Linked DNA regions of Homo sapiens: all the other regions are linked to region 1. A link is a loop called in an ENCODE intact Hi-C map of the cell type or tissue named here. Cell type or tissue: chondrocyte. All regions are shown on one strand.

What was found. Hi-C counts contacts between places; a loop is a spot of excess contacts. Peaks named below come from ENCODE experiments on the same cell type or tissue, not always from the same donor. Only the 100,000 strongest peaks of a DNase experiment are listed, where the experiment ranks them.
Region 2: a loop joins it to region 1, with 3 times the contacts of the local background. A loop is called at or near these places in 2 of 110 quality-filtered maps.
Region 3: it touches region 1 in a loop (5-fold over the local background); 101 of 110 quality-filtered maps call a loop at or near these places.

Annotation. Positions count from the first base shown.
Region 1 is chr11:46,384,656-46,392,655 of GRCh38, reverse strand. It overlaps CHRM4 (cholinergic receptor muscarinic 4), which reads left to right and starts at 880. Exons shown (of 2, transcript NM_000741.5): 1 at 880-1,125; 2 at 6,070-8,000. The coding sequence starts at 6,099. The coding sequence ends at 7,538. RefSeq lists silencers at 520-569, 750-839, 2,819-3,028, 3,059-3,118 and enhancers at 1,384-1,987, 1,988-2,593. In chondrocyte, CTCF peaks have their summits at 409, 609 (motif pointing right) and 3,094 (motif pointing left); DNase peaks (open chromatin) are centred at 1,933, 3,035, 4,580, 6,888 and 3 weaker places.
Region 2 is chr11:47,149,524-47,157,523 of GRCh38, reverse strand. It overlaps CSTPP1 (centriolar satellite-associated tubulin polyglutamylase complex regulator 1), which reads right to left. Exons shown (of 9, transcript NM_024113.5): 5 at 2,263-2,348; 6 at 306-501. LOC124902672 (a long non-coding RNA gene) reads left to right here and starts at 498. Exons shown (of 2, transcript XR_007062668.1): 1 at 498-741; 2 at 3,001-4,077. RefSeq lists an enhancer at 4,115-4,194. In chondrocyte, a CTCF peak has its summit at 4,245 (motif pointing right); no DNase peak of the experiment used is centred here.
Region 3 is chr11:46,534,894-46,542,893 of GRCh38, reverse strand. AMBRA1 (autophagy and beclin 1 regulator 1) reads left to right here. Exons shown (of 18, transcript NM_001387011.1): 7 at 1-949. Among named protein-coding and RNA genes, the nearest start is that of AMBRA1, 55 kb to the left of the region's middle. RefSeq lists a silencer at 641-935 and enhancers at 4,260-4,765, 4,766-5,269. In chondrocyte, CTCF peaks have their summits at 4,654 and 4,869 (motif pointing right); DNase peaks (open chromatin) are centred at 238 and 702.

The sequences.
Region 1 (8,000 bases):
CGGTTCCCAGCGACCTCTGAGATTGGCTGCCCGCTCTCCGGGATCTTGTCCCGGGCTCCGGCCCCGGCGACCTTGGGCAACCGACTGTCCCTCACAGGCGGCGGTGAACTGGCGGTCCAGGCTGCGCCTGGACTGGCGGCGCGTCCCATCCCAGGGCTGGGAGAGCAGGGGCGCGCCCCTTCCCCGGCCCGGAACGCTGAGCAGGCAGCCGAGCGGGTGCGGGCGAGTGGTCCGCGGTGGGCTCTTCTCTCCCCGGCCGAACCTCTCCAGTCCACCCGCTCCTGCGCTTCCCCAGGCCCCGACGGCGCCCCTCCTCGCGGGCGGCCCGGCCGGCACGCAGCGGCGCGGCTGGAGCTCCCGGCCCTCGACCCCGACGGATCCCTGGCGGCGCAGCCCGCCCCACCCACCCGCAGCCTCCCGCTGGGGTCAGACTCCCGCGCCTCGCGGCCAAACCGCCAGCGGGGCCACGCAGGGCGCTGAGGTCCCGGAGAGGCGCGAAAATAGCTCAGGGTCCCGGGAGTATGGTCAGGGCGGAGGCGGGAGCGCGGCCGGACCCAGCTGCCAGCTCCTTCCCCAGCCCGCGAGGGGGCGCCGCGTCCCCATGACAACGCGGACACCCCCACCCCCCGGAGGGCAGCGCCCCCTGCTCCCCTGCGTCGCTGGCCGTGGGCGGCGCCCTCTGTGCCCAAGCAGGGAGCTGCCGGCCAGCCCCCGAGAGGGGCGCGGACCGCCGGGGTCTCCGACGCCTCGGGTGTTGACCCCCGCGCGTCGCCGCCGGGTGACCGGCCCGGGGCGGGCGGCGCGGCCCCGCCACGATTGGCTGCTTCCTCGTGACATCACGCGGCTCGGGGAAAAGTGCGAGCGTGAGCGCGAGTCGGAGCCACAGCGCCGGGAGCTGCGGGCGGAGCAGGGGCCGCCCCTCGACACCCCGTCCCCGCCCCCGGCCCTCGGCCCGGCCGCCCGCCCCGCCGGCCCGCGGGGCCGCGCGTCCGTCCCGCCGTCTGTCTGGCGCGAGGGGAGCTGGGCAGAGGCGGCGGGTAAGTGGCTCCGCGGCGGCGCGGGGGCGGGGGGCTCGCCGGGAAGAGCAGGAAGCAGGTCCCCGGGACGCTCTGAGGCTCCCCAGAGGTGGGTTCGACTGGGACAGGGCGCCAGACCCCCTCCGGGGCGAGCGCGGGCCGGGAGCGGCAGTGGGCCGGGGCTGGGGGACCCCGCTGGAAGCAAGGCCGGGGGCTCTCGGAGGCTTCTCCAGGTGCGCCCGGGTGCGCCCGTGGGAAGGGGTGGGCATCCAGGATGTCGGGGGCGGGGGATTGCCCGCCCACAGACCCCACGGAGCCAGGGGCAGCCGTCGGGGGTGGGACCCTGTACTCCAGCCCTCCCACTGGCGGCTCAGCAGGGCGCCGGGCGCTGAAGCCCCAAAGAGCCCTTTTCCCGCCGTCTCCCCGCCCTCCCTCTCCCTCCACCCCTTTGCCCCCGCGCTGCCAGCCCACTCCGGCCCCTGGAGTCCTCCATCTACGACCTTGAGCCCCGACGGAAAACACCCCTGCCCTCCCCGACACCCCTCCCCCGCTCCGGTACTACCCCCCTTTGCTGCCCAGCCTCCAAGCCGGGGTCCTCCAGCTCCAGGCCCCCTCCTCCGGCCCCGCAACGGAAGTGTTGGGCACAATGTCGGTGCCAAATCTTCGCCTCTCCCTCCCTTGGACTCTGGAGTCTCCTCTCCCGCCCCAGGGACAGATCCAGGGGCCACAGCCTTCCCAGAGCCATGGAGTGAATGCCCAAGAACCGAAGACCTACACCCCAAACCACCCCACGGGCGTGCGGAGCACCCCCTCCGGTCTCGCCCGGGGAAGAGGGGTGTCGAGGACTCGGGAAACACAGTGCCCACGCCCAGAGGCTGCAGGAACTGCGTGCTAGGGGCTTGGAGGGAGGGCGGGGCACCCGAGAGCCAGGGCTCCTTCGACCACGGCGGAGACATGGAGGAGCCTCCAGATGGCCTAGGAAAACACGGCCCTCGAGGCCCGCCCGACCCTAGCGTGAGAAACTGGGTCCCCACTTTGGTCACAGGGGCTAGACAGTGCCTCTGGGGTAGGGTGCAGGGTGAGGAGAGAAGGAGGACAAGAGTCTTGCACTCGCCTGACCCGAGCTCTGTCCGGGCCTCCGCCTTGTGGGTGCACTGCGGATGCCCTCTCGCCGCGAGAATGGGCGGCTTTTGGCAATAACGCCTCTTAGGGGAGTTATTAGAGCTGAGCGTGCCTGGTGTCCCTCAAGGCCAGGTTGGGCGACTCTCGCAGAGGCCCCTCGACAGATGTCAGTCAGAGGCTAGGACTCTGCCACATCTTTAAGGACTTGGACACCTCTGGGCACCGGGCTAAGACGGCGTCCCAAAGTTAGGTGGCCCGTCGCAGGCAGCCCCTAGTAGTCTGGCCTCCTCGCCCGCACAACCCTTCACCCACAGGCCAGGTGCAATCCCGATGCAGGCTCCTGGCCCGACCCTCTACGCGCTCAGGCGGACAGCTAAGGTCTGGCTGAGTCTCCGGCAGGGGCGTTTGGAATGTGACCGGTCACCCACTCTCGGCCCTGCATTTGCTTGTGCATGCAAGTCCACAGGTGTAGAGGCACCCGAACCGTGTGCATCCTCCCGGCCACAGCACCCTAGGCACGCACACGCATGCACATGCACGTGTGCACACGGCGCGGCATGCTCACGCGCTCTCACGGGCGGACTGGTATCCAGGCGTGGCCGTGCGCACACACACGCACATGCATACAGCTACTAGCGTCTACTCGCGCTCCCCCGTAGGCACACACAAACAGAACTCGCACTCGCGCTCCCGCCCACACGTTCCTCGCAGGGTGCCGGGTGGAATCCGGGCTCCCTCAACTTTCCCACCCGAGAACCCCGCGCGGAGCCGAGGGCAGCTCTGGGGCGGCGTCCGACGGGGCCTGGCGAGGGGACCCCGCGTCACTTCCCCGGGAGGCTGTGCCTGAGGGCTCCTCTGGGTTCGCAGTCGCATTGGAGTTGGGGGCGGTGGCCAACGGCGGCCGCACGGTCTAGGTCCGGAGCGGGCACCAGGGACCGACATTGCCATCTAGCGGTGCGCACAGCCCCGGCGGCGGCGGCTCGCTCCCCAGATGCCAGGCGTATCTGGATTCCAGGGAAGGCGCCAGAGGGGGTCGGAATGTCTGCGGGTGACCCCGAGGTGTCCAAAACGACGACAGCTGGGGCGGGGCGGAGTCGGGGAGACCCTGAGCCTCGCCCTGTCAGCACCTGGCAGCTCCCTCACGCGGGCCAAGAGCAGGACTTAATCACCGGCCATCCAGTGGTCCCGGCTCAGCCCAGCCGCCAGGATCTGGGAGAAGACAAGACATCGCTTGTCTTCTGGGAAAGCTAAGTCGAGAAGCCAGCAGGAATGTGAGGGGACCCTACCCAAGCCTCACCTGGACAGTCCCTCAGTTGTGTGGTTTTCGGGTCGAGGGGAGCAGAGGCAGGAGGTCAACTCTGAGCAGTAGCACCTTGGACTTTAAGAAGGAGCTTCCCGGGTTCTTCTGCCCCCACCCGTACTTCCTAACCTGGTGACTTTGGGCCAGTTGATTAACATTATCCTCATCTATAAGAGGATATTTACATCTGTAAGATGAGGACACTAATAATACCTGCCTTTTCAGGCTGTTGTAAGGATTAAACCAGATAATCTATATTAAAAGCTCAGAGGGGTTCCTGACACGCAGTTAACACTCAATAAACAAGAGCTATTATGTTTTCACATTCTGCACTTCTAGCCCCGTTTGTTATCATCCTGCTGCCCTGTATCCTGCCTTGGGAGGCTGAAGTGAGTTTCCTTGGGGCTGGCTGACTGATTACTCCTGCCTGCCCTGTCCCCTCCTCCACGTGAGTGATTGGGGGAGGGCAGCCTCCTGGTGCTGGAGGGGACAGCTCAGAGAGTGACACCTGAGCTTCTATTTCAGAGGCTCTCAGAGCCAAATGGGGTTGTCAGGGACCCCAAGAGAGGGCAGTATGTGGTCTTTGCCCTTGACTCGTTGTGTGACCTTGGGGGTGACAACACTTGCTCTCAGCCTCTCCTCCTACGAACCAAGGATTTAGAACAGGAGAACTTGAACTATCAGGCTAGGAGGCTGGGTCTGTATCTGCGACGGTGGAATAGAAGGGCTGGGGTCAGACTTGGGGCAGTTACCCTGGCCCTTGGCCCCAGCCTGCAGTACATTTTTGTGTTTATGTATAGAGATCAAGTTTAGGTGCCAATCCCTATAGCTGCTGGGGAGGATGTCCCAGGACAGGATCCTCTCTATTCTGCAAATGAGAAAGAGGTGCAGGAAGGGGCAGTGGATCGTCTCAGGCCACAGAGCCAGAGCCCAGGCTGCGGGTTAGTGCTCCTTCCTCCACAGCCGGCTGCCGCGCCCTCTCTTCCTCTCACACACAGACGCACAGAACTGCGTATCCGACCATGCCTGCTGGGCTGGCGTGGCTGTGATGGGCCCGCGTGCGTCTGTGGAGCGGTGTGTGTGTTGGCGGGTGTGAAGGAGGCTGGGCTGAGCGGCTGCCCTGGCACTCAGAGCTGGCGTGGGCCTCCCTCACATGGAGGGAAGAGGAAGAGGGGGAGGAGAGCTAAGAGGAGCCTGGTGGGAGGGAGGGCAGGCTCAGGGAAGGGCCTGTGGTGGGGACTCCAGCTAGGGCGCCGCCCGGTGTGCGGAGTGGACTGTGGAGGGGAGAGGCGGCCCTGGCAGCCCTTCTCTTCCCTCTGGGACAATTCTTTCACCTCACGGGTCCCCAGTTGGGCCTCAGGGTTCTCTGACAACCTAGTGACCCCTGCACTGCCTCCCTCCCAGCTGCATGCCCTGTGGCTGGAGCTGAGGACTCCTTGAAGGGGATGTGACAGTTGCAGGTACCTCCTGAAGCCCCTTCTGCAGGGACTCTCCTCCTCTCTGGGGTGCCCAGCTCCATGCACCGCCTCTGGTCCCCTGCAAAGCCTTCTGGCTCCTGGAGCTCTTTGGCCTCCTTCAGCCAGAGCTCTTAAGTTACGGGACTGCCTTCCTCTCACCACCTCACCCCGCACTTAATCCCACCAGCAACATAGTGCAAGAAGCCGTGAAACCTTGGTCAGGCTTTTAACAGCTCCGTGCCTCAGTTTCCCCATCTGTAAGTAGTAGAGAAAAAATGGTATCTACCTCATAGGTTTGTTATGAGGATGAAATGAGTTAACACTATAAAAAATGTTGCCAGGCATGATGGCGCCTGGAGTCCCAGCTACTCAGGAGGTGAGAGGATGGCTTGAGCTCAAGAGTTCTAGACCAGCCTGGACAACATACCAAGACCCTGTCTCTACAAATAAATAGATAAATAAATAGACACTTTTTTTAAGTGTCAAAAGTGCTTGGCACTTAGTAGACCATCAGTGTTAGGTGCTCATACATACCCCGATTATTGCCTTTGTCCCAGTGTCTTCTACAGGGGTTGGAGAGCAGGTGTTAAGAAATGACCGAATGGGTAAATGGATGAACAGAACACCTCCCTCCAGAGCCCACATGCTCGTGGGCCTCTGGGACCACTCTCCTCCTCCTCTTGCTTCCCTGAGCTCCCCCAGCACTGGCCTCTGTCCAGGCCTTGCGCTGCCTCCAGGCCTTTGCTGTGGCTACTGCCCCTGGCAGGGCCACTCTCCACAGCTCCTCCTGTGGCTGGCTCCTCATCACCCAGATGACCTGGTGGGTGAGGCCACCTAGCAAGGAGTCATGCCTGTCCTGCCTTCTGACTCACTCTCTCATCACCCTGCCTTTTTTTTCTTTTGTGGCTCACGTGTTTGCATGTCTCCCCCCATGAGGCAGGGGGCCATGTGTGTCTTATTCACTTCTGTAGCCACAGCACCCTGAGCAATGCTTGCCACATAGTAGGTGCTCAATTAATGTTGAATGAATGGGCAAATGCGGGATGGCGGGACAGAGTTCTCTCAAGGCATTCTGCCAGAGAATGTCCCTCTGTCACCTTGAATCCAGTGTACCTCCAGATGACTCCCCCATTCCCTCCTGTAGTTCATGCTTTTCTCTCCCCTTCCTCCCCAGACACGGCCTACCCACCCCTGGCAACCAACATGGCCAACTTCACACCTGTCAATGGCAGCTCGGGCAATCAGTCCGTGCGCCTGGTCACGTCATCATCCCACAATCGCTATGAGACGGTGGAAATGGTCTTCATTGCCACAGTGACAGGCTCCCTGAGCCTGGTGACTGTCGTGGGCAACATCCTGGTGATGCTGTCCATCAAGGTCAACAGGCAGCTGCAGACAGTCAACAACTACTTCCTCTTCAGCCTGGCGTGTGCTGATCTCATCATAGGCGCCTTCTCCATGAACCTCTACACCGTGTACATCATCAAGGGCTACTGGCCCCTGGGCGCCGTGGTCTGCGACCTGTGGCTGGCCCTGGACTACGTGGTGAGCAACGCCTCCGTCATGAACCTTCTCATCATCAGCTTTGACCGCTACTTCTGCGTCACCAAGCCTCTCACCTACCCTGCCCGGCGCACCACCAAGATGGCAGGCCTCATGATTGCTGCTGCCTGGGTACTGTCCTTCGTGCTCTGGGCGCCTGCCATCTTGTTCTGGCAGTTTGTGGTGGGTAAGCGGACGGTGCCCGACAACCAGTGCTTCATCCAGTTCCTGTCCAACCCAGCAGTGACCTTTGGCACAGCCATTGCTGCCTTCTACCTGCCTGTGGTCATCATGACGGTGCTGTACATCCACATCTCCCTGGCCAGTCGCAGCCGAGTCCACAAGCACCGGCCCGAGGGCCCGAAGGAGAAGAAAGCCAAGACGCTGGCCTTCCTCAAGAGCCCACTAATGAAGCAGAGCGTCAAGAAGCCCCCGCCCGGGGAGGCCGCCCGGGAGGAGCTGCGCAATGGCAAGCTGGAGGAGGCCCCCCCGCCAGCGCTGCCACCGCCACCGCGCCCCGTGGCTGATAAGGACACTTCCAATGAGTCCAGCTCAGGCAGTGCCACCCAGAACACCAAGGAACGCCCAGCCACAGAGCTGTCCACCACAGAGGCCACCACGCCCGCCATGCCCGCCCCTCCCCTGCAGCCGCGGGCCCTCAACCCAGCCTCCAGATGGTCCAAGATCCAGATTGTGACGAAGCAGACAGGCAATGAGTGTGTGACAGCCATTGAGATTGTGCCTGCCACGCCGGCTGGCATGCGCCCTGCGGCCAACGTGGCCCGCAAGTTCGCCAGCATCGCTCGCAACCAGGTGCGCAAGAAGCGGCAGATGGCGGCCCGGGAGCGCAAAGTGACACGAACGATCTTTGCCATTCTGCTAGCCTTCATCCTCACCTGGACGCCCTACAACGTCATGGTCCTGGTGAACACCTTCTGCCAGAGCTGCATCCCTGACACGGTGTGGTCCATTGGCTACTGGCTCTGCTACGTCAACAGCACCATCAACCCTGCCTGCTATGCTCTGTGCAACGCCACCTTTAAAAAGACCTTCCGGCACCTGCTGCTGTGCCAGTATCGGAACATCGGCACTGCCAGGTAGGCAGGCAGGAGTGCCCTAGGAGGTGCTGGTGTTGCGTGCGTGTGCTGGGGGGACCACACGGCTCACTTGCTGTGGGGAAGAGTTGCAGGCACCATTCTGCGTTCACGTTTGCTGAGGAGGAAGTTCAGAAGAGGCTCTGTGGCTGCATTCAGAGACCAGATCTCTGCTCAGGCTGAGGAGGCTCACCCCAGGGAGTGTCTGAACTGGGGCTGCCTGGCCCACCTCTGTGGCCCTGCTTCAGCGAGCTGCGGGGCACTGGCCTGGGTGGGCACCTGCCCCACTGTGACCAACCATCAGCAGTGCTGGAAGAATGGACATCTGGATGGGGGCCGAAGCCCAGGGCCCCCTCAGGAAGAACAAAGGGGCCAGTGCTTGGAAAAGGAGGCTTGGGAAGGGAGTAGAAGGGTGGGGTCCCCCATTCTGCTGTAATCGGTGCTTTCTGCCCCCTTGCACCCCGCATGT
Region 2 (8,000 bases), 760 kb before region 1:
GTGTAGAAAAGTTTTATACAAGGAGTACTCTTTCCTTCTCTCTAAAATGTTAAGGCCAGTCTGTCACCCAGTAAATTGGTCAACTACAGTGGTCTTGCCTGAGTGAAAGCAGTCCTTTTGAAGTGAGCTAATTGAGAGCCTTTCAGTCAACAACTGGTTTGGGGGCAAATGGCACTGTTACATTATGACCAGCAAGGGCCCTAGAATGCCTGGGCCGCGCAGAACATCCTGCGGAGCTCTGTTCCGCAGCCAGCAGTCCGACCCCCTGGGGCTGGGGGGCTGGGGGCTGCATGCCCGTTCCTCACCTGTACTTGTGCCGATCACACAGGTTTTCCAGACACTGGTAGAACAGCGACGCCTCCACGCCCTCCAGCGTGCCGGCCCCGCCCAAGGCAGGTCGTTGGCGGTGCTGCCCACTGGACGACGTCGGCACAATCACTGTGTTGGGGTTCTTGCCTGACAGCAGGTCCTCATAGATGGCAGCCACACTGTCCAGGAATTCTGGAACCGTGGGGGTGGGGGTGTGGGTGTGGACGGCTCAGGCAGGGAGGACATGTTTTGTCTGTTCACTATGTCTTCCCTTCTCTGTCAGCCCAGTTCCACACCAGCCTCAGTGCTCAGGGCATGGTGTCCTGAGAGCAGAAGTTCTCAACCTTGTTTGACAACACATTGATGAGAGATGACACTAATCTGTGTTTTTGCTCAAATGTCCCATCCTTGGCTCAGTTGTTCCTGGACCAGGTGAGACCTGCCATTGCACACTTTCATAGCACCATAGGCTTTTTTTTTTCTGGCACTTAGCCAGTGAGGAGCTTTCTGTGTCATTAATTGTCTAATCTGTCTCCTTGCTGGAATGCACAAAGGCGGGGTCATGCCTTGTTGGCCTCTCCTGCCTAGCACTGTGCTTGGCACATATTAAGGCCATAAATATTTTTTGGAGGAGTGAACATGAGTATGCTCCCACTGGTAAGCCCCATGGTGTGTGGCCACCTGCCTCTCTACCTCAAGAAAGCGTGTTGGAATACCAGCGAGGAACAGAGAAAGCCTGAAAGCTGCTGATGAGTCAGTCATTTGAAATGGTTTTCAAATTTCGTAGTTGAGCCATTGTTAGAACTGCTGACTTATGGCCCATCTCGTCTCTACACACACCGCTGGGCAGTGTCAGTAATGCTCCCAGCCCAATGTGGTGGCTGTCCCATCCCTCTGGGGGTGCTGTGAGAAGAGGGCTGGGGAGACAGTGAGGGAAAAATGTTCTCCCAGACATGGCTGCTCCTTCTCTAGGGCCCAAGAGCTTCAGAGAAATGGGAAATGACTGGTGCTGCTAAGAGCAGGTGGCGAGACCCCAGGCTCCAGCCCCTAACTGTACAGCCCTTGGGCTGCCATCAAGTAAACAGAATGTGGCGCCCAAATGAGGCCAGGGCTGGCTGGGGACACCAGTTGGCAGGAAGGCCACCTCTAGGATCTAAGGACAGCCTTCTATTTACTGGAAGAGCCTGTTTTAAGCAAGTTTGTTTATGAACACAGTCAGCAATTTGTAAACCCGGCACTCCATTTGATGTCTCTGTGCGTGAGCTGGTGTATATTTATATTTATTTGTCTATATTTATTCCATCTGATTCCAGAGAGACTTAAGGGTGCAGCTGTGTGAATTGGGGAGCAGAGTGGGAGTGTGACAAAGGACTGGTGTATGCTTTTTTAAAGCTGTGGGGTGGAGGAGAATGTGCACCCAAACGCACGATCAGTTGCCAAGGGAGAGACCCTTGAAGGCAGTAAAATAGCAGCGAGGTTGGGAACGCTGGCTTTGGAGTCAGCCTTCAGGTCTGGTCTCCACCACTTATGAGCTGCATGACTGGCTACTACTTCTGTGAGCTTGTCTCTGAAAGGACTCTCTCTCAAGGCTGTTGTCAAGATTAAAGTCAGTGCTGTGCCTGGGACATAGTAAGTTTTCAGTAAGCAGTGAATGCTGTGGATGCTATGGATGTTGTTATTGTCATTATCACTTAAACTGATTTGTTGCGTTGCTGACTGAAAACACTGCGGTGTTCAGTGTCTTCAGGAGGCTGAGGAAGTCGGCTCTGCAGACTGAATCTTGTGACCACCACTGAACACTAGACATCCTGTTAGCGACCCGCAGTGAAGCACACCCCCAAAGGAAGTGGGGAAGAGAAACGTGTGTGCCAGGCACACAGATGGGCAGGGCAGCAGGGCAGGACAGGGAGACAGGGTCCTGTGCGGAGCCAGATGGAGCCCCGGAACACTCACCTGAGTAGTAAAACTGGATCTGGAAGGCAAAGAGGAAATCTGAAAAAGACATCAAGCAGTCCATGGCATCGTCCATGAGCACAATCCTGAAGGGGAAAGAGAGAATCTGAGAGAGAGAATGGGGGAGAGGTTTAAGGAGGGGAGGGAGAGAGGGAGAGGGAGGAAGGGAAAAGTGCGGGGGAGAGGGAGAGAGAGAGCTGTTCCTGGGCCGCCAGTCTCCCCTGGGGCAGCAGGACATTTAGGAGAGGGCTCCCAAAAGCAAGCTCCTCCCAGTCACCTCACTGCTCCATCAATTGGACTCTGCCACCAAACTGAACTGACCACACTGTACCCAGAGCGGGCTCCCGGTTCAGTCTCAGTGGCACCAGCTAGCGGATGGAGCATGGGCAGGGGGTGGCGAGGAGAGGGTGCAACTGTAATGCAGCCAAGGTTTCTTTTCATATACTTAAGCAGTAAATCCTTTCATTCTGCCGTGAGGACCATTTAGTTCAGAATAAATACAGCTGATCAGAAAAGGCAAAAAGAACAGCTAAGGGGTTTAAAGGGTCTTGGCAAGTGGTACTGAGATTTAATAAGCTACCAAAGGGCCAGAACAGCGACAGACACCGCCACCCTGGGGCACAGATGGCAGACAAGGGGAGAGGGCAAAGAGCTATTGGGGAATCTGCACTTGTGAGGGTCAAAACCCACACTCATCTTGTGCTGCCGCCCTGCTCCTCCTTGCATCCATGTTCACAGGTTGCCCACCCAACGGTTTTCCTGTCTCTAGTCCCTCCCACTGAGGACCCACCTCACAGGAAGAAAACCGTCTGACTCATAAAGGGATCCGACCAAGGCTATGTTCATCCTCTGCTCAGCACCTCATCTGAGCCAGGACAAGAAGAGAAGGAAACGAGCGTTTGCTGGGCTCCATCACATGCCAGGCAGGCGCCAAGCTATCAGATGGGGTGGGGCGGGCCCCCAATCTGTTTCTGATCAGGTCCTTCTGGCTTTATCTTTCTTTTTTTCTTTTTTCAGTTGTTTTTGGCCAGGCGCGGTGGCTCATGCCTGTAATCCCAGCACTTTGGGAGGCCGAGATGGGTGAATCATTTGAGGTCAGGAGTTCGAGACCAGCCTGGCCAACATGGTGAAACCCCACTTCTACTAAAAATAGAAAAATTAGCTGGGCATGGTGGGCACCTGTAGTCCCAGCTACTCAGGAGGCTGAAGCAGGAGAAGCGCTTGAACCTGGGAGGCGGAGGTTGCAGTGAGCGGAGATCACACCACTGCACTCCAGCCCGTGAGACAGAGAGAGACCCTGTCAAAAAAAAAACAAAAAAAGTTTTCTTTTGCTCTCTCATATTTTTCTAAATCTCTCTCCACTTCCCTGAGTCAGAGGTTTCCCAGACTGGCAACTGGATCAGCCCCAGAGAAAGCCAGGATTGCTCACTGCTGGGGAAAGGGCTTCACAGAGACTACGATATTGTGGTGCCACTCCCTTTGCTGCGATCTTCCTGAAGAGAGACAGTGGTTCCTGCCTAGTCTTTATTGTAATACAGATAACAATAGAAGCAGGTGCCATTTCCTGAGTGCCCTACTGCGTGGCAGGCTATTGAGGTATTTAACTGCATTCGTTAAATTTTATCCCACAACAATCCTACAGGTGGGTCTTATTATTTCCATTCTACACGTGAAGAGTCTGAGGCTCAGAGGTCAGCCTGCCAAAGTCACACACACAGCTGGGGAGCTTGCTGGACTCCACAGGCCACACATCTTCCATGAGAGCACACTGCCTCTTTGAAAATAAAGCTGCAGAGCAAAAACACTAACATTTTACCTCCTAGTTTCTGTGGCTGATTTATTTTCTTTCTTGTTACTGATATGTTAGGCATCTCCTGGGGAGAACGACAGCTGCCTCCACCACCAGAGTTCAACACTAGAATTCCAGCTGGAAGAAATTCAAGGCTGGAGGGCGGGAAGAAGCAGTGCCGCTGAGGGCCACAAGAGGGTGCCCTGGTCCCTCTGTCAGTAGTTCACAGGACTAAGTGCAGTGCCAAAGGCCAAGTGGTTACCCCATCTCATAACCCAAGGAAAACCCAGGCAGCAGAACAGCTCCCTCCCCACCCAGATGGCAGAATCTGTTTTGACATCTGGATTGAGGGAGCAGGGAGACAGCAGAGAGCGGGCAGCTAGAGAGGACTGGGGTTAGCAAAGACCTCCAAACTGCAGAGGAAGAGTGAGCTCCCCCGGGAGCGCTCAGGGAGCAAGGGCCACCAGCACCTCAAAGCTTTTCCTTGGCAGGCTCAGCAGGGCAGGCAAAGGCTCTGGACATGAGAAGCCACTGACTTTCCTTTACTGCCCTGTTCTCAGGACAGCTGGAGCCCCAATAGTCTAAAGTGAATTACGACAGAACAGCACTGGGCTGTGAATATCCCCAAGCAGGAAACCACCAGGGAGCCCAAGGCTTTCCCCGTGTTCCATGGCTTCTGTTGATCATCAGTTGGAACACAGCACTCCCATAGCAGCAACTTCCACTTGCTATTTATTTACATTGTGATATAATGACACACCATAAAAGTCACCCTTTAAAAGCGTACAATTCAGTTTTTTAGTATATTCACAAAGTAGCGCCACCATCACCACTGTCTAATTACAGAAGTTACCTCCATTTGCAATTCTCACCAATAGGCCCATTCCAGAGCCTGCCTCGGAGCAGAAGCTTGAGCTCGTACTTCCCAAAGGGCTACCCCTGCCTCGCAGCCTCGCGGAAGCCTTAATGCTGAGTGCCACTAGCATCTTCCTCTTTCAGCCACAGATGGGACTAGAAGCTATAAACAGGGCACACCCTTCCAGCCTCAGAAGTGGTCTGCAGCTTTCTGCTAGGGGCCATCTTGACCTCAAACATCAGCAGTCCCTTTGGAGATGGGCCGTTGCAGAAGAGGGGGCGCACACCGTGGGAGGGTAGGAGTGTCCGTCAGAGCAGGGCAGCCCTGCAGGTGCCCTTAATACGGGTAACAATAGAGGCATTTTTTTTTTTTTTGAGTCTTGCTCTGTTGCCCAGGCTGGAGTGCAGTGGTGCAGATCGGCTCACTGCAACCTCCGCCTCCTAGGTTCAGGTGATTCTCCTGCCTCAGCCTCCCTAGCAGCTGGGATTACAGGTGCCTGTCACCATGCCCGGCTAATTTTTGTATTTTTAGTAGAGACAGGGTTTCACCATGTTGGCCAGGCTGGTCTCGAACTCTTGACCTCAAGTGATCCGCCTATAGAGGCAGGTATCTTTCCTGAGTACCCTACCTCATGGCAGGCTATTAAGGCATTTGACTACATTAATTAAATTTTATTCTACAACAGTCCTACGGGTGGGTCTTATTGTTATTTCCATTCTACAGGTGAAGAGTCTGAGTCTCAGAGACTGGGGAGCTGAAACATATGCCGAGCAGGAGGGAGTAGGGGGCGAGTGAAGCGGGTGCAGACAGAGGCGAGGGCTTTCTTTCTGGGGGACATGTGGCTGGATCCCAGCAGCACATGTATAAAGGACTGAGGGTTTTTTTTCAACTGCAAGAAGTAAGACTGGCTACCTTTTAAAAAGCCAAATGGATCCGAGCTTGTGTTAACAGCAACACCGGCTATGACTCTCCTCAACCAGAAACGCTGGGCATACTAGACATCCTGGAAACTTCCCCCCGCCACCCTCTGCTCCAAGCCAATCAACCAGTCACCAAGTCCTATCAATGCTATTGCTGAAATTTCTCTTGAATCCATCTACTTCTTTCCACGTCCACAGCCACCATCCTACCCCCAGCCTTCACCTCTCTTTTCTTGATGATGGCATGACCTCCTACCCAGTTTCCCTGCAACTACTCCTCTTGCTTTTTTTTTTTTGAGATGGAGTCTCACTCTGTCACCAGGCTGAAGTGCAGTGGCTCACTGCAACCTCCGCCCCCTAGGTTCAAGCGATTCTCCTGCCTCAGCCTCCCGAGTAGTACTGGGACTACAGGCGTGCGCCAGCATGTCCAGCTAATTTTTGTATTTTAGTAGAGACGGGGTTTCACCATGTTGGCCAGGATGGTCTTGATCTCTTGACCTCATGAGCTGCCCACCTAGGCCTCCCAAAGTGTTGGGATTACAGGCGTGAGCCTTCTTCTAATTGAGTATCCATCCTGTGGGCAGAAAGATTTTCCTAAAATGTGAATGTGACCATTTTACCATTGTGTTGGAAACCCTTCACAGAGGCCGGGCACAGTGGCTCATGCCTGTAATCCCAGCTACTCAAGAGGCTGAGGCTGGAGAATCGCTTGAACCTGGGAGGTGGCCATGTCAGTGAGCCAAGCTTGTGCCACTGCACTCCAGCCTGGATGACAGAGCAAGACTCCATGTCAAAAAAAAAAAAAAAAAAAAACCTTCACAGTCTTCCCATTGCCCTTAGGACACGTTCCCCCATTTGGATCTGGCCTGTGAGCCCGCTCCATCTGCCCCCTGCCTCCCTCGACTCCCCCACTGCATTCTGGCCACACTAGTCCTTCCATCCTCCCTGAAGCTGTCCTTACTCATGCCCTCCAGACAAGTCTGTCCCTCTAGCCATAATGCTCCCTGTCCCTTCTACCCATGATGCTCCCTGCCCTCCATGCCTCCTCCTCACCTACCGGATATCTCCATATTCTTCAGGCTGAAGCCTCCACAGCATCTCTTGGGGAAGATGAAAGAGGAAAGCACCTTTTCTAACCCAGCCTAGAATAGGCCCCCCTGCTACTGGCTTCTGCAGTTCTCGGAAACCTCCTCACACTGTTGTCTTTGTCCTGGGAACATAAGATCTACCAAGTGACACCTCTGTCTCCCTGCTTGTGGCTTGACTCTGGTATGGTGTCTGGCACATAGTAGGCACTCAGTCAACGTCTGTTGAATGAAGAAATGCATGAACAAATGAGTGAGAGAAGCCACGGTCCCCTTTTCCTCTGGCCAGGTGGCACCTGGAGCAGTTTCTTAATCCCTCTCATAAAGATACTTACAATCTTTATGGAGAATGCAGACATTCAGAGGGATTAAGAAACTTGGCGAAGGTTACAAGCTAGGAGCAAAAGAGCTGTCATTCAAATACTACTACCTTCAGGTCTGGACAGTCCGTTTAAGGGGAGTAAACTAGAGTCCTGGAGAAGAGGGTCAGGCTGATGGACAGTCTAAAAACCAGGATACTGGATAAATGGCTGCATTTAGATCTTTTGCTTAGAAGTGAAGACTAGGGAGGAAGTGAAGGCTGAGACCCAACTCTCAAAGGACTGCCTCTTGGGGAGATGCCACGGGGATCTAGAGTTTGGCTCTAGAGACATTTTCAAGCTGCTTAGTTCTAGGATTGTGGCTGATTTGTAAAGGAATGAGATGTGTATTGCCAGAAATGTTCAAGCAGAAGTTTGAAGGCTCATACTTCCCAAAGGGCTTCTTCCAGCTCTGACAGTGTTGTCCCAAGGGTGGACAGAACTAACAGCTCCTCCTGTTAGTGTTAAATCTAGTGGGGGGACAGTTTGATGTTCAGAGGTCTATGGCTGCAGAAGACTTACTGAAAGGTGCTTTTAATCACATCATATGCTGTGCTGTCTGTCTCCAAATGAATGCTGAGACCATGAAAGTTCTAGGCATCTGTGTCTTTAACCCACCTATGGGATCTTTCTGGCTGTGGGCATCTGCATCTTGCTTTGGAATCTCAGCAGAACTATGGGAAAAGGCAAGCAGGAAGCTCCTGGTCTGTCTTTGCCTCTTTGCCTTTG
Region 3 (8,000 bases), 150 kb before region 1:
AGAGCAGCACTGCCGGCAACACGCTCCGCAACCTCAGTCTGGGTCCTACCCGCCGCTCTTTGGGAGGGCCTCTGTCTAGCCACCCTTCTAGGTATCACCGAGAAATAGCTCCTGGGTTGACAGGATCTGAGTGGACCCGGACAGTACTCAGTCTGAACTCCCGCTCTGAGGCGGAATCCATGCCCCCGCCCAGAACCAGTGCCTCTTCGGTGAGTTTGCTGTCTGTGCTGAGACAGCAGGAAGGTGGCTCTCAGGCATCTGTGTACACTTCAGCCACAGAAGGGAGGGGTTTTCCGGCATCAGGGTTGGCAACTGAGTCAGATGGAGGGAATGGCTCCAGCCAAAACAACTCGGGCAGCATTCGCCATGAGCTTCAGTGTGACCTGAGACGCTTCTTTCTGGAGTATGACCGGCTTCAGGAGCTGGATCAGAGCCTGAGTGGGGAAGCTCCCCAGACCCAACAGGCCCAGGAAATGCTCAACAATAACATTGAATCTGAGAGGCCAGGCCCTTCCCACCAGCCCACCCCACACAGCAGTGAGAACAACTCCAACCTGTCCCGTGGCCACCTGAATCGCTGTCGTGCTTGCCACAATCTCCTGACCTTCAACAACGATACCCTGCGCTGGGAAAGAACCACACCTAACTACTCCTCTGGCGAGGCTAGTTCCTCTTGGCAGGTCCCCAGCTCCTTTGAGAGTGTGCCATCAAGTGGCAGCCAGTTGCCACCTCTCGAGCGGACTGAGGGCCAAACGCCCAGCTCCAGCAGGCTGGAGTTGAGCAGCTCTGCTAGTCCGCAGGAGGAGAGGACTGTGGGGGTGGCCTTTAACCAGGAGACAGGCCACTGGGAAAGAATTTACACCCAGTCCAGCAGATCTGGAACTGTGTCACAGGAGGCCTTACATCAGGATATGCCTGAGGAGAGCTCTGAGGAGGATTCACTCAGGAGGTAAGCAGTCGCTTTCCTATCTTCTGCATCCCTTGCTTTTCTCCTTGTATCATTTCCTTGAGTCCTATAGATGTTGTGGCTGTATCTGGAGTGTCTGGGACCCACGCATCTGCTTCTGATCTCGCCATTGCATTTTCTTGGAAAATCTTGCTCTGGTGGCAGAGATAGGATAGGGCCTAGCAGTATGAGTCAGTTGGCTGCGCTAGCTCTATTTCGGCTAAGCTCAAGGTTCTGGCTTTAGCCTTGAAAGGAGAGTGTAGATTAGGTTAGAGAGGCATGAGGAGATGGAACCATTGACTTTCTCTGCCTGCTTTTTGACCTTGTCGAGACATTGTATGTGCAGGACTACTTATTGTAGTAGTCCCAGAGTGCCTAGGAATAAGTAAAAGAGAACCCTGCATGGTAGAGATTAGTATATTGGCTCTTCGCTGATTGTATTGCTTTGGACAACTGAGTTCACTTCCTAATCCTTATCTTTTGGAACACTGCAGTTTGACAAAGGGAAAAGAAAAAAAAATACATATATGTATATATATGTATGTCAAGAAAAATTCCAATTTTTTCAGAGATACTTGTTTTTGGGCAGCCTATTGCTCAGTTGAGATTCTCTGAATGGACCTTCCAGGTGGACTTTCACCTTGGGGTGGAGAAGAAGAATAATTCATGGAAGGAAAGACTCTCCATACTCAGATTGGCATCCTAGCCAACTCTTTCATGGGAGAAACAGAGTAGGTGTAGTTGATCGCCCACCATATGTTCCATGTATGGCTATGTGCGCATCTATCTTGATTTATTAGGGACTTCTTTCTGTAATTTTGTAAAGGTCAAAGCTAGCATAATCACCAACTCCAAGAATATGCCTGTTGGATCCAAACAGCATATTGCGCTGCATTACATCCTCTGTCGAAGCAACTGAAATTTCTCTGACATAAGCTTCTAACAAGGGTGGGAATATGAATTATGCACATAATGTACTTGTTATTTTGGGAGGATGCTTTAGACAGTCACTCAGTCAATAAGTATTAGTTGAATGGTTACAAATTTTCTAACACTGTGCTAGGCACTGTGGGAAATACAAAAGAAGTATAATACATGGTCTTTACCCACCTGAGTCTACAGTGTTATTGTGGAGGCAAGACAACGAAATTTTTCAAAAGTATAGATGAGCAAATGCTTCATTGTATGGTACCGAGATTGGATGTAGTCTCAGAGAGAGGGAAGTATCATCCAAGAAGGCTTTGCAAAATCAAGTCTTGAAAGATGGATAGGATTTGGAGAGAGCAAGACCTTTTTATTTTAGGGAAACAGCACATGTTAAGGGAGGAAAGGGTATGGTATGTGTAGGTTCTTAGGCAGTTACTAAGGGCCCTGGGTAGGAAGCAGAGGGAGACTTGACTAGATGTGAAAGATGAATAAAATAGAGAGGTTGCTAACTCTGCCCATATGCTTGAAACCAGTTCTGGATTAACAGCTCCTCAATTCCTGGTTTTGGAATATTGTGCCTGGCATACTGGTCTTCATCAGGAGCCCGAGCCTCTGTTCTTCCTCTTTGCCAAGAGTGGTGAGAAGGCAGTCAACACAGGGCATGACATGTAGTAGGCACTTTAAAAGTTTATTAAAGATCTCTGTAAAAGGACTGTCTTCAGTTACTGCTCTAAGAAACCAAGCAGTTGCTGTTTCCGTAATACCAGTGTGCTCTGGTTAGCTTTTGTCCATTCTGCTTTAGTAGTACCTCTTCATGTGCTATTCTGAGAAATTCCTGAGTGGTTTAAATAAACTCTATTGTTTGATGATAATTAGAGATACCAGTTACTGCCGGGCACGGTGGCTCACGCCTGTCATCCAAGAACTTTGGGAGGCTGAGTCGGGCAGACCACTTAAGGTCAGGAGTTCGAGACCAGCCTGGCCAACATGGTAAATCCCCATCTCTACTAAAAATACAAAAATTAGCCGGGCTTGGTGGCGCAGGCCTGTAGTCCCATCTGCTTGGGAAGCTGAGGCAGGAGAATCGCTTGAACCCAGGAGATGGAGGTTGCGGTGAGCCAAGATCACGCCACTGCACTCCAGCCTGGGTGATGGAGCAAGACTCCATCTCAAGAAAAAAGGAAAAAAAGAGATACCAGTTACTGAGGGCCTACTATGTGTTAGGTATTGTGTTCTTGCTTTGAAATAATTCCTTCTGCCTTCAACAACGACTCTATGCAAGTCAGGTATTCAATTTTCCATTTTATAAAGTTGAGGAAAGTGAGGCTCAGGGAAGTCAGTTTCTTGTGAAAGATCATATAATAGGTCTCTGAGTGAGAATTTGAACTCTGGTCTTCATGACTAAAGATTTGTGCAAGCTGCCCTTCATGGCATTTTCCTTAATATAACATTTTTATTTTTTTGAGATGGAGTTTCGCTCTTGTTGCCCAGGCTAGAGTGCAATAGTGTGATCTCGGCTCACCACAACCTCCATCTCCTGGGTTCAAGTGATTCTCCTACCTCAGCCTCCCGGGTAGCTGGTATTATAGGCATGCGCCACCACGCCTGGCTAATTTTGTATTTTTAGTAGAGACGGATTTTCTCCATGTTGATCAGGCTGCTCTCAAACTCCCGACCTCAGGTGATCTGCCCACCTTGGCCTCCCAAAGTGCTGGGATTCCAGGTGTGAGCCACTGCGCCTGGCCGATAACTTCATTTTTAAGTGAACCACTTTTTTTCTTTTAATATTTTATTATGGAAATCTTCAAACATATATAAAAACGAAGAGAAAAGTATAACTGAGCTTCCATACACCTATAACCTGACTTCAAAGGTTATCAATGCTTGGCTGGCTTTCTTTAATCTATATTCCGTCTGCTCCCGGCACCTAGATATCAGATAATTTTGTCTGTAACCACTAGATTTTCTAGAGCAATGCTGTCCAATAAAACTTCTTACACTGATGGAAATGTTCTCTATCTGTGCTATGTAAGATGGTAGCCACTGGCCACACATGGCTATTGAGCATTTGAAATGCTGCTACTGTGATCTGAGAAAATAAATGTAATCTTTAAATTTTTAAGTAATTTAAATAATCACATGTGACTAATGGCTATGATATTATACATCTAAAATATTATTAATCACTTAATAAAGTAGGTTATTTAAAACCCAGAAACTACTGGGTAGGTGCAGTGGCTCACGCCTGTAATCCCAGCACTTTGAGAGGCCGAAGCAGGCAGATTGCCTGAGGTCAGGAGTTCGAGACCAGCCTGGCTAACATGGTAAAACCGCGTCTCTATTAAAAATACAAAAAAAATTAGCCAGGCATGGTGGTGCATGCCTGTAGTCCTAGCTACGTGGGAGGCTGAGGCAGGAGAATCACTTGGACCCGGGGAGGCGGAGGTTGCAGTGAGCCGAGATTGCACCACTGCACTCAAGCCTGGGCGACAGAGCAAGACTCCGTCTAAAAAAAAACCCAGAAACTATTAAGGATGTACCATAATTTTTTGTTTAAGTATTTTTTTCTTTTCTGGTGCCAAAAAATATATGCATTGTGGTTTAAAGTTCAACCATTTAAAAATGTGTATTATAAAAATGAAGTCCCTGGTCATCTCACTGTAAACAATTTTATATTTATGCTCATTTTCTTTTAAAATATACAAATAACTCAGGGTTCTCATTGTAAGATAGTATATTAATACAGTAGTTACATTATTTATATGGAATCACTTTTAAATGAGCTAGGATGTCGTATACCATAAGGGCTGACAGCTGTCTCAAAAATGAGGTATGTTGTAAAATAAGTGCGTACACATTAAAGAAGGACCACCATTTGAATGGCTGCATTCTGATGTAAATCACTAAGACAAACAGGTGCTGGTCTGCCTCTTCCTCTGCCTTCTAAAGGGGCTGAAAGTCTCTAGGTGATGAGCCAACCCTTGCTTCTAGTTCTCCAGCAGGTGTCACTGTTGGGCTGCTGCTGCTAGGTTAGGATGACTGGGAAGAAAAGGTGTCCCTGCTGTTTGTGTACGAGGTTGGTTCTTTTAACAAAGCCTGTTTTTGTAGATGACTGTTGTTCCTGAGTGAGTGGAGTTCATAAAAGGTGATTGTACTTGAAAGGAGAAAGTTTTGTTCATTGGCCTTATAGTAGAAGATAGGCAAAGGAGAGATGTCTGGATCCTTGGTGCTGCTGGGATATTTAATAGTGTTTGCAAATAGTGAGGGTATTGATAAGCATACAGTGTGTATTTCAGTGTAGCTGTGTGCTGCCAAGTGGTAATAACCAGTACACGGTTTGTCTCCTTTTGCCTGTGGGCAGTGGAGGGCAAACTGTCTTTTTATAATAGTCTGACGCTACATTGCAACTTGAGTGGTGGGCCTTTGCTTCACTACAAAGAAATGATTTCTCTGTGTGGGAGTGCAGGATCCAGCAGAAGATCAGGGTATTGTGGCTCCTTGCGGTAGGGTGCCCTTGGCCTTTAAAAACTGGTACTAGGAAAAAGAAAATGGTTTCAATGGCAAGTTAAAACTGGAGGGAACCTAGAACTTTTGTAGTCTAGTCTCTCTCTGATGACAAAACAGAGAGAGTAAATGATTTCTTAAAGAGGTGTTTGTAAGCAAAAGTGGGGTTTGAACTCCTGGGCCCTGAAGAGGGCACCCTTTCCTCCGTTTCATTTGAAATAAGTGCCTTCAAACAGCAGTTTTCTTTGTCAAAACCTCTGTTGCTCATGTAGGTCATTGCCTGAGGGAACTTTTCAGTTAACTCTTATTGTAAGAAATTGGAGGTCTGTTAGATAATTTGTAATTATTATTTTTGGGTAGAATGGTAACTAACACAATGCTTCTAGGAGAAATGCTGTTTTAGTTATTTGCCCATAGAACTACATTGATTAATCCCAATAAAGTGATCCCTGTTAGGGATGTTCACTATTAAAATTCCAGCAACTGAGAGAGATAAAAATTGGTCTCAATCTCCTCCTAGAAGCACTAATTGTTTCTGTATTCTGTCTCTAGGTAGTTAAAGACTTGGGTCTGGAGTATTTAGTAAGACTGAGCGTCTTCTGAGAATTTAGGTCTTTTTCTCTCATGATAGATGAAGACTGGGGAAGTACATTGACGGCCTTAGTGTGAAATGTGGCCATCAAGGTTAGAGTTAGAAGCCCTCATTGGATTGCTAAGTTTCTTAGACTTTTATGGGGGAATTGCTTTGGAGCTTAGAACAGTCTGAAGCCCTTTGAGGCTTCGTGGGCCACCACACTTATTTGATCCCTCAGCTCCAGTCACTTGGGGATTCTCCAGGGAGGCCTCGGCCCAAACATTGATGGAGGAAAATAAATGGGTGTCTGCGGGGCTGATTGTAGGTCCACAAAAGGGGGCCGGCAACCTAAAAATGAGGAAAGTAGCAGTCTTCTTAGCCTGACTACTATAGAAAGGGGTCCAAATTTAGTAGTTTTTCTGTGCCATTGATCTAGCTGAGTCTAAAGAGTTTCGATATCTAATCTCTCCCAGTTTCTTTGGATGGGGAATATACACAATTTATTATTCAAAACCCAGCACAGCTGTCACCGTGTCCCTTGGGAAACCTTCCCTGACTGTCCCAAGTAATCACTTCCTTTTCTTTGTTGCATGTGTACTAGATACTTCTTTGTGATATTGCACCCATGACAGAAAATTATTTGTTTACCTTTCCGTCAGTGAGCTCCCTGAAGGCAGTGATCATGTCTGTATATATCCCTTGTCTACCTAGAATACTACCTGGCCACACAGTAGATGCTCAGTAAATGTTAGTTGAATTGAATAAGTAGAATTGAAATTATGTTCCTTATGGTTTCATATGCAATATAAGTCCTGTTTGGCCTTTTTAGTAAAAAAGATTAAAAAACCTATTACTATATCCCATCATTTGGTCTTACAGAGAGTCATTGGCTCAATAATCACTTGTTAAATAAATGAAACGGTATTACTTAGAGTTGTACAAGGAAGTCACACCTTCCAAAACTTGAGCTCCGGTGACCTCTGATGTTTCACTGTGTGCTATGTTCCTAACTTGTGAATGGGTTGTCCTGAAGCCTGTAATAAGTCTGTTGCACCTGGCCAATATGTGTCCTTCATATTGGCTTTACACTGATGACTCAGGGTCTGCGCCTTCCTCGAGAGCACTGGCATCATATGCAGCCTTCCCTTTTTTTATCTTTTTGGTACCCCATTCCTATTGAATACAGCTTGCTCTTGACACCATTTTGTTGGTCTTTGGCTTGGCATCTCAGTAATATTATTAGGTCTTTGGCTTGGCACCTCAGTAATATTATTATCTCTGCCAGTCAGTGCTGTTGGTATTTTTTTTCTCCTTAAAGATTCTTCTGCAATCTCTATGAAGGTATACTTGGTCTTGATTTAGTTCAAAAATTACATGTGGATAATCCAATTTAAATGCGAAGGTTCTTTCCTACTGATGCTTTTTCTTTAAGTTTCTGTGGAAGGCATTCATTAAATTTGCTTAGAAGTAGGATTTTTAGGGTTTGAGAAAATGTGTGCTCTCATCTTTTGTTTTGGAGTCTGAGCATCATGAGAGTGAACCTTGTTAAGTTTTGAGATGCTTGTAGGTCCCTTTTTTCTTGTGGAGGTCAGAATCCTTATGTTAGTTAGCAGAAAGTTTTGCTTTACCTCTAATTATGCGGAGTGTGAATAGTTCCCCCTGAAAAAAACTGGTGGAATTGTTGTCTTTGGTATTCAAGATACTATACAGTAAACGCTTTCTAACTTCTGAGTTCTTCTTAGTTAGAAGTTCGGCATTTAAGGACAAATAGGAAAGAATCCTCAACTGTGAGAATTTCATTTGTGATACAGGCAAATTATGACGTGTTCTTTCTAGGAAGAGAGAGGAACAAGTATTGGGAAATAAAAAGGAGACAAAGCCTGTGGTGGAATTAACAAACTTATTTTAAGAGATGTAAGGGAAGGGAAGCTGGGGAAGGTAAACTCAGGCTTTAGAATAGGGTACTGAGGGCTGGGTGTGGTGGCTCATGCCTGTAATCCCAGCACTCTGAGAAGCCAAGTTGGGCAGATGGTTTGAGCTCAGGAATTT